2 separate regions of the Homo sapiens genome follow, and region 1 is linked to region 2. The links are chromatin loops, found by intact Hi-C in ENCODE. Cell type or tissue: heart left ventricle. All regions are shown on one strand.

Region 1 (5,000 bases), 79 kb after region 2:
AGAAGTATTTTAATTTTGTTAACTCTTTAAAAAATACTTTTATCATTTTTTATTATAAATGTTAAACATGCTCATAATATTTCAACAAAATCTAAGTAAGCAAGGTAGAACATAGCTCCCTACACTCGGTGTAACTCTCCTCACTCCCAGAACACAGCACTATAATGTACAGTCTTTCAGAATGATTGTGACAATTTATTCTTCCACCCATAGTTGTATTTCAGTGCTCAGTTCCCCACATTCTTAACATTGCTGGACTTTATCAATCTTTCAGTTTTTGCCAATCTAAAATTGTAGAAAAAATAAATGCATTTCAGTTTGTATTTCTAAGAGCATGAATGATGTAGGCTAACTTTTATACATTTAATGGGCAACATAGTGAGACCATATCTTCCAAAAAAAAAAAAAAAGGAAAAAGAAAAAAAATATTTGAGTGAAAAATACATTACAAAAGAATATATACAGCATACTTTTATTACATAAAAGTTTTTTTAGAAAAGACGAATCCAAATAATATGTTGTTTGGGAATTCATACATATGTGGGAATCCAATTAAAAACCCCAAGGAGTCTGGGTGCGGCAGCTCACACCTGTAATATGGGCACTTTGGGAGGCCAATGCGGGTAGATTACCTGAGGTCAGGAGCTCGAGACCAGCCTGGCCAACATGGTGAAACCCTGTCTCTACTAAAAATACAAAAATTAGCTGGACGTGGTGGTGGGCACCTGTAATCACAGCTACTTGGGAGGCTGAGGCAGGAGAATTGCTTGAACCTGCAATTGGGAGGCGGAGGTTGCAGTGAGCTGAGATCGCACCACTGCACTCCAGCCTGGGCAACAAGAGTGAAATTCCGTCTTAAAACAATACAAAACTAAACTAAACCAAACCAAATCAAACCCAAGGAAGTGATTAACACAAAATTTAGTAAACTGGTTACCTCTGAAGGTAAGATATACTATGCTAACACCAATCAAAAGAGAGTAAGAGTAGATATATTAATTTCAGACAGAAGAGATTTCAAAGCAAGGAAAATTTGGGGGGATAAAAAGGGATATTACACAATGATAAAGGGATCAATACTCTAAGCAGACATAACAATCTTTTTTTTTTTTTTTTTTGAGACAGAGTTTTGCTCTTGTCGCCCCGCCTGGAGCAATGGTATGATCTCGGCTCACTGAAACCTCCACCTCCCAGGTTCAAGTGATTCTCCCACCTCAACCTCCCAAGTAGATGGAACGACAGGCACATGCCACCATGCCTAGCTAATTTTTTTGTATTTTTAGTAGAGACAGGGTTTCAGCATGTTGGCCAGGCTGGTCTCAAACTCCTGACCTCAGATGATCTGCCTGCCTCAGCCTCCCAAAGTGCTAGTATTATAGCCATGAGCCATTGTGCCCAGCTCAACGTAACAATCTTTAATGCGTGTATGAGTCTAACAGAGCATCAAACTATATAAGGCAAAAACTGATTTGTTGAGCTTTTTAGTCATTGTTAGGATGGAGTAGTGACTTCTAAGCTCCTTACATGCCAGACGGGAAACTGGAAGTCCTTGACTTTTAATTTTGTTCACGCTGTGTGTGTGTGTGTGTGTGTGTGTGTGTGTGTGTGTGTGTGTGTGTGTCTATAATAAAGCTTTTTTTCTTCTTGTGTTGCTTTCTGAGTAGAATCAAAGCTTAAAATGTGTAAGTAATCAAATCCATCAATCTTTTCCTTATGGCTCTTCAGTTTATGTCACACTCTCACAATTACAGAAATATTGTTTTATATTTTCTTCTATTTTTATGTCTTTTTATGTTTAATTTTTATTCATCTGCAATTGATTTTTGTTAATGTTATGAGGTTAAAATCTAACTTAAAATTTTTTCCAGTTAGATCATCTGATTTTCCTAACACAAATATAATTATAAATATAAATGTAAATCATGGAACTATAGCTACCAGTACAACCTCTATGGAAGGCAATTTGGCAATACCTATGAAAACTACAGGCGGGGCGTGGTCGCTCATGCCTGCAATCGCAGCACTTTGGGAGGCTGAGGCGGGCGGATCACGAGTTCAGGAGATCGAGATCATCCTGACTAACACAGTGAAATCCCATCTCTACTAAAAATACAAAAACAAAATTAGCCGGGCATGGTGGTGGGCGCTGTAGTCCCAGCTACTCGGGAGGCTAAGGTGGGAGAATGGCATGAACCCAGGAGGCAGAGCTTGCAGTGAGCCAAGATCATGCCACTGCACTCCAGCCTGGGTGACAGAGCGAGACTCCATCTCAAAAAAAAAAAAAAAAACTACAAATGCACAAACCATCTGATCAACAACTATCCTTTTATGACTCTATACTATAAATATACTTGTATATATGCACAATGACACATATTCAAGGTTATTAGTAAACTAACTAGTTGTAAAACAAGATTAGAAACAACTTTAAATCCCTCAATAGAGAATTTACTCAGTGAATCATGGTAAAGCCATACAACAGAAATTATGTAGCTGCTTTAAAGAAATTAAGAATTATCACATTGTTAACAGAAAAAAGCAAGGTGTAGAATAATGTGTAAAGGTGGCGCCATTTGTGTCAGGAAAGGAAAAGTCAAAGAATATATATAAAATGTGTATACATAAATTGTTTCTGAAAGGATACACAAAAAACTGGAAACACATTACTTTTTTTTTTTTTTTTTTTGAGACAGAGTCTTGCTCTGCTGCCCAGGCTGGAGTGCAATGGTATGATCTCAGCTCACTGCAACCTCCACCTCCTGGGTTCAAGAGATTCTTCTGCCTCAGCCTCTTGAGTAGCTGGGACTACAGGCATGTGCCACTATACCTGGCTAAATTTTTGTATTTTTACTAGAGACAGGGTTTCACCATGTTGGCCAGGCTGGTCTCGAACTCCTGACCTCAGGTGATCCACCTGCCTCGGCCTCCCAAAGTGCTGGGGTTACAGGCATGAGCCACCACACCCGACCAGAACACATTACTTTCAACGATGGAAAGTGGGCAGCTAGAGGACACAGGGGGAAGGAGATTCTTTACTATTATTACATAGAAATGTGTATTAATATATACTCCTTTGTACCATGTGCCTCTTCTACATAAGTAAGTAAAAGGATCAACTTAGATAGGAAAGAAAACAATGTTTAAAAGAAAACAGAACAAAATCATCGGGGTTTACAAAAGAAAAAAAAGCGTTTTTTGTTTGTTTGTTTTGAGACAGAATCTCGCTCTGTTGCCCAGGCTGGAGTGCAGTGCCACAGTCGCAGCTCACTGCAGTCTTGACCTCCTGGGCTCAAGTGATCCTCCTACCTCAGCCTCCCAAGTAACTGGGACTACAGGCATGTGCTATTAAACTCAGCTAATTTTTTTGTATTTTTTTGTAGGACAGGGTTTCACCATGTTGCCCAGGCTGGCTTCAAATTCCTGGGCTCAACTGATTTGCCACCTCGGCAAAAGTGTTATGATTACAGGTGTGAGCCACTGTGCCTGGCTAGAAAAAAGGCTTTACATATAAAGAACATGAGTAGTGGGTACACAGATATTTGTTCTGCTATTATTAGTATTTTTCAGTTAAACAAGTACTTGACTATTCATAAGGCACTAAGAGAGTAGGTGGAGAGATTATGGGGATTTTAAATTTTCTTCTTTTCAATATTTTCTAATCTGCCTATGATGAACAAGTATTAGTTCTGAGATGAGAAAATGAGATATTTTTAGTATCAAAATTTTAAAACAGAAATGAGTTGAAACTCAGAAAAATGACTATGTTGGAATAATGAATGTTGAATGCTTTCTGCAGATCATATAATACGTTTATTATCATGATAAAAATAGAAAGAACTATAGACTAAAAGATTTAAAAACAGTGTTCGTAAGAATGGAATAAGAATCTCCTCCTTACCACCACCTCCTAATTCATGTGAGCACCCCACATAAACAGCTTTGATCAAGCAGATGGTCCCAGAAAATTCCTGGACAACTATTCAAGTCTAGGGTAATTTGTGTTATTGCAAGGGAGTGAAGTGAAATTACGAAGGTATGCTAGTTCACATTAACATTTGTCAGGTCAACAGAGTGCTTTTATAGAAGGGTGTGCAGGGTAGAGAATGCCATCAGTTACACACAGGACATGTTAAGAGTGTAACATTTACAAAAGTTTGGGAATTATTTTTGTCATAAAGCTTGTATTCACCTTCACAGGTGAAAAGGTAAAATTTCTCAGAACAATACTAGAGCAAATAAGGCAAACCAATTTTCTATGGTGCTATGTTATCTATTTAGGCAACTGATATTCATTAACCAGGTTATGTTAAGGTCTTTATGTGTCAAGTAATGCATAAGAATACCTTTGTTTGTGAAGAATCTGTAGATGCTCAAAGTATAATTGGCCCAGGGAATTTATGCTAATCACAACCTCTTCTTCAGACACCAAGTCTACCTTGAATGGGTTTGCTGTGATATGGCACTTCAGGTCTCCTTTTCCATCTGCCAATATCAGACTGCCTGTGTCCCCAGAGCATGAAATCAGCCTAGAAAACAAAACAGGAAGAGAGAAACAAGCTGCTATAGGTTTACATGGCCCTATGTGATTTGTACTTCCAAGTAATTAATTAGTAAATCAATATTCATGTGACATAGCCATAGATAAGGCAACAGAGAAAAGTTAATGAGAGCATTGGCTTTGATGCCAAAGAGCTTAAATTGAGCATAACTCTATCATATACGTTATAACTTCGGATAACAAAGTTATCCAACTTTTCTAGGTCTTGGTTTCCTTATCTGTAAAGTGAAAATAACAAAAGCAACAACAAAGTTTTTGGAGAGAATTAAATGAGATCACATGTGTAAAGCTCTTGACACAGTGCCAGACACATTAAAAAAAAAAACACACAGTAAATGTTAGCTATCATCGTTGTCATCATCATCACCTTGGTCTGGAAGGTCTAGTAACTTTCTAGATTTTGGTGTGTAAAATCTAACTATTGTTTTTCTTTCTCATTCCA
Region 2 (5,000 bases):
GACTGAATAAATAAACAAATGGGGAGAATAGACAAAGCTCCCATGCAGAATGATTCCCAATAATTGATGCAGATTCTCTGCCCTCAAGAGGGCAGAGCACAATTCCCCCTTGCTTAAGTATGGGCTTATGCTTAGTGTCTTGCTTCCAGAGTATAGTATGAAAAGAGGGGAAGAAGTAACTTCACAGTAAAGAAACCTGACAAGCACTACTTCAGCCACATGACCAAGGTCAACACCACAATGAGAAGGCATGTTTATTGCCCGCATCCTTGATATATAATGTGACAAAAACGGCACTTTACCCTGTGGTCTTCCTCCCCCAAACCCTTAAGCCCATAAGGAGAAAAACCGCAGACAAATGCCAATTGAGGGTCATTATGTTACAGAATACCTGACGAGTACTCTTTAAAAAACTGTGAAGGTCATAAAACACCAGAGAAGGCAGAGATACTGTCACAGCCAAGAGAAGGCTAAGGAGACGTTACTACTAAATGTAATGTCATATCTTGGGTGGGATCTTGGAACAGAAAAAGGACATCAGACAAAAAACTAAGGAAAAGTATGGACTTCAGCTAATAATAATATATTAACACTGGCTAATTTAATTGTAGCAAATGTACTGTACTAATGCAAGATGTTGGTAATAGGAAGAAATGGCTGCAAGGTATATGAGAACTCTGTACCATCTTCACAATTTTTTCCTGTAAATCTAAAACCATTCTGAAATTTACAGTTTATTTAAAAAATAGATATAAATACTTCTAATAGTTTTTTCATCCACTCCAATGGATCATCTTGCAGATCTACTGGGCTGTATATGCCCTCCTCAGAGCCTACTGGTCTAGAGAGTTTCTTGCCTGCTCTAAATGCAGTGAACCCTTTTTGGAGCTCTGAGCCTCTCCAAGCAGGAAGAAGGGCCTTGTGCTACACACTCCCAAGCACTTTCACCCACTCAAGTTGACACAAGGGGCTTCTCGGTTGCGCCATAAGGTAGCCTGACACAAACTGCTTCATCCCGTAAGGAGTCTGGCTGCTCAGCACGGACCTTTCTGTTTAAACAGAAGCGACAGCACATGAATGAACAAGCCTTAGGTGAAAGATTAAGAAGGCAGGTCTCCATCCTTCCATTTCTTTACTGTTCACCACCTTCCACAGAACTCTCCCGGAAACTGTGAGCCTTAGTACTTCTAACCACTCTACTCTCCCACCCCAAAACACCTGCTCTGAAAAAGACACATGAGACCAGGTGAAATGGATCTTGCCTGTAGTCCCAGCACTTTGGGAGGCCTAGGCAAGAGGATTGCTTGAGCCGAGGGGTTTGAGACCAGCCTGGGCAACATAGTGAGGCCCCATCTCTATAAATAAATAAATAAATAAATAAATAAATAAATAAATAAATAAATAAATTTTTATTTAAACAAATAAAAATGTGGTGGCACATGCCTGGGGTCCCAGCTACTTGGAAGGCTGAGGTGTGAAGTGGGATCACTGTTTGGGCCTGGGGGGTTGAGGCTGCAGTGAGCTATAATCAAGCCACTGCACTCCAGCCTGGGTGACAGAGCAAGTCTCTCTCTCAAAAAAAAAAAAAAAAAAAAAAAAGAGACATGATATTCGATTACAATGCATTAGCTCCCTAAAAATATTTACGATTTCAGGGACCCATAAAGTATTATAATAATCTCTAGCTCAGGAATAGAAAATAACATCTCCAGTTTCAGGAAGGAGCAGAAAGGTATTTTGGATAAAGAGACCCTTGATAAGTCAATTGCCCAGAGGAGGGATCCATGGCCTCAGGCTCTGGATCACTTGGCTTCTTGTTCCCCAAGAGCTGGCTCCTGAAGTCCCATCCCCTCCATCCCTACCTTTGGCCTTTTCCATGTGATGGCCTAAATCTTGGTTTTGTGGCTCAGCTCATGGGAGGCCAGGGCCTGAACACCTGCTAGGAACACACAATCTTCAAAGAGGCACTTCTGGGCCAGACATCTTTGAGAACGACAAAATCCTGCCCCTCAAACTTGAGGGGCTGTGCGATGGTGCCCTCTCCATTTCTCCTGTCCCTCTCTTGGATCACACAGTCACAGAAGAATCCTGACAGCAGGTAGGGCATGGCGAATGCTCTGGGAGTAGAGCTGGGCCTTCCCTGCTGCCTCTTTCCCACTGCACCCTCAGTCCACGCCTAATCCTCTTGTGAATGGCCTGGAGCCTAATATAGCTCTTCCACCCTCAGCAGCACCATGCATGGTCAGAGTCAGCAGCTTTGACTGGAGGCCCCTGAGCCCGTGGTCTAGGGGCAACTCTGTGAGAGGGAGCCAGGGAGGGGAGAGAGAGTTCCAAGGACAGCCTCAGGACAGACCGCAGTGGTCTGAGGACCTTTAGGGAACCTTCATCACCCTTTGCTGGGATTCTTCCTCTAAAAAGAAAATATTACTATAGTTACAGAGAGGCTTACTTTGTCTCAGCAAAAGATGTTCATGCCTTTGACACTGGTGATCAAAGGGCTATAGCATGGGGCCTTCTGATATACTAATCCTATACAGGCTACTGAATGCATAGGAGGAATCTGCTCCATGCCATTGTTTGGGGGTAATGACGCCTTCACACTCCTGATGTCCCTGGCCCACCCCTCAAAGACCTTGACCAGTCATTTAGGGACTCTCATCTGTGAAAATGATGCAGAGGGTAGGTAACTTGACTGCAGATGGAAGTCCCTGTTAGAGTAGGTCCCAGTGGCAGTGAGCAGATATCCACTGTTGCAAATTCAGGACCTTTAGGGCAGAGAATGTGGTGGATGGGGAAAGCAGATGAATGTGTGTCATGTGGGAATTATATTCATAAGAAAGCCCAGCCTTTTCAACTTTCACTGTGCTTAAATAGGCAGCTCTAATGTAAGAGCAGGGAGCTGACATGGGAGGAAACTCAGGCCTGGCAGCTTGCCCGCTAGGAGGACACCCAGTCTCCCTGTCTGCTCATGAATGCCTGATGGCCTTTGTCTACTCTGTGCTTCTCAAAGTGTGATCTTTGAACTTCATGCATCAGAATCATCTGGTCTGCCAGTTGAAAATACAGATTCCCAGGGCCCATCCCAGACCTGAGGATTTGGTAGGGGTCTGGGACTCTGCATTTTGAATAGGCTCACCAGGAGAGTCTTATGTCCACTAAAGTTGAAAACCAATGACTTTACTTATTTATTTATTTATTTTTGAGATAGGGTCTTGCTCTGTCACCCAGGCTGGAGTGCGGTGGCATGATCTCGGCTCACTGCAACCTCCACCTCCTGGGTTCAAGCAATTCTCCCGCCTCAGCCTCCCAAATATCTGGGATTACAGGCACCCAGACACCACCATGCCTGGCTAATTTTTGTATTTTTAATAGAGATTGGGTTTCACCATATTGGCTAGGCTGGTCTTGAACTCCTGACCTCAGGTGATCTGCCCGTTTCAGCCTCCCAAAGTGCTGGGATTGCAGGTGTGAGCCACCGTGGCTGGTCGAAACCATGACTTTGGCATTACAGGGTAAATAATAGCTTAAAATAATTTTTTTGTTGTTGAGATGGAGTGTCCCTCTGTCACCCAAGCTGGAGTGCAGTGGCACGATCTCGGCTCACTGCAACCTCCGCCTCCTGGGTTCAACTGATTCTCCTGCCTCAGCCTCCCAAGTAGCTGGGATTACAGGCACCCACCATCACGCCTGGCTAATTTTTGTATTTTTAGTAGAGACGAGGTTTCACCATGTTGGCCAGGCTAGTCTTGAAGTCCTGACTTCAGGTAATCCGCCTGCTTCGGCCTCCCAAAGTGTTGGGATTACACGTGTGAGCCACCGCCTGGGTGAAAGAATGAGACCTTGACTCAAAAAAAACAACAAAAAAAGTGACTTTTGTTTAACCATTTTTGTTAAAAGATGCCTAGGAATAAATCTGACAAAAGATGTTCAAGGCAGGCTGGGCGCAGTGGTTCACACCTGTGATCCCAGCACTTTGGGAGGCCAAGGGTAGGGGGTCACCTGAGGTCAAGAGTTTGAGACTAGCCTGACCAACATGGTGAAATTCTGTCTTTACTAAAAATACAAAATTAGCCAGGCATTATGGTGCATGCCTATAATCCCAGCTACTTGGGAGGCTGAGGCAGGAGAATTGCTTGAACCTGGGAGGTGATGTTTGCAGTGAGCCGAGATTGCACCATTGTACTCCAGCCTGGGCAACAAGAACGAAACTCCATCTCAAAGAAAAAAAAATGTTAAAGATGTCACTGAGAAAATTATAAAACTTTTATTAAAAGACACCTATTTAAATGGAGAAACATCCCTGCTTCATGGATAGGAAGACTCAATATTGTCAAGATGTGTATTCTTCCCATATTGATTCAATGTAACTGCAATAAAAGTCCCAACAGCCTTTTTTTTTTTAATTTTTAAGATTTTTTTTTAATTTTTTTAAGATGGAGTCTTGCTCTGTCACCCAGGCTAGAGTGCAGTACTAGGATTTTGGCTCATTGCAACCTCTGTCTCCTGGGTTCAAGCGATTCTCCTGCCTCAGCCTCCCGAGTAGTTGGGATTACAGGCTCCCGCCACTATGTCCAGCTAATTTTTGTATTTTTAGTAGAGATGTGGTTTCAGCATATTGGCCGGGCTGGTCTCGAACTCCTGACCTCAGGTGATCTGCCCATCTCGGCCTCCCAAAGTGCTGGGATTACAGGTATGAGCCACCACGCCCAGCCTAAAAAAGTATTCTTGAGAGAGTGAAGAGGCAAGTCACAAGGTGGGAGAAGGTATCTGTAACACATCTAACCAAGAAAGGATTAGTATCCAGGATATATAAAGAATGCCTACAATTCAAATTGAAAAAGACAACTCAGTAGAAAAATCAGCAAAAGGCATTAGCAGGTGTTTCATGTACAGTGAAATACAGATGATCAAGGAACAGACAAGTGTACAAAAAAGATGCTTTGCCTTATTTATAATTAGGAAAATGCATCTTTTCTTGTATTTCTTGGCCATTTCTGTCC

Evidence for each region. A loop is a pair of places that touch in the nucleus more often than their neighbours do. Peaks named below come from ENCODE experiments on the same cell type or tissue, not always from the same donor. Only the 100,000 strongest peaks of a DNase experiment are listed, where the experiment ranks them.
Region 1: it touches region 2 in a loop (1.9-fold over the local background); 1 of 110 quality-filtered maps calls a loop at or near these places.

Annotation. Positions count from the first base shown.
Region 1 is chr15:42,292,261-42,297,260 of GRCh38, reverse strand. It overlaps GANC (glucosidase alpha, neutral C), which reads right to left. Exons shown (of 24, transcript NM_198141.3): 5 at 4,344-4,526. Among named protein-coding and RNA genes, the nearest start is that of TMEM87A, 21 kb to the right of the region's middle. In heart left ventricle, no CTCF peak of the experiment used is centred here; no DNase peak of the experiment used is centred here.
Region 2 is chr15:42,371,394-42,376,393 of GRCh38, reverse strand. The region is part of intron 1 of CAPN3 (calpain 3); the gene reads right to left. Among named protein-coding and RNA genes, the nearest start is that of CAPN3, 14 kb to the right of the region's middle. In heart left ventricle, no CTCF peak of the experiment used is centred here; a DNase peak (open chromatin) is centred at 2,943.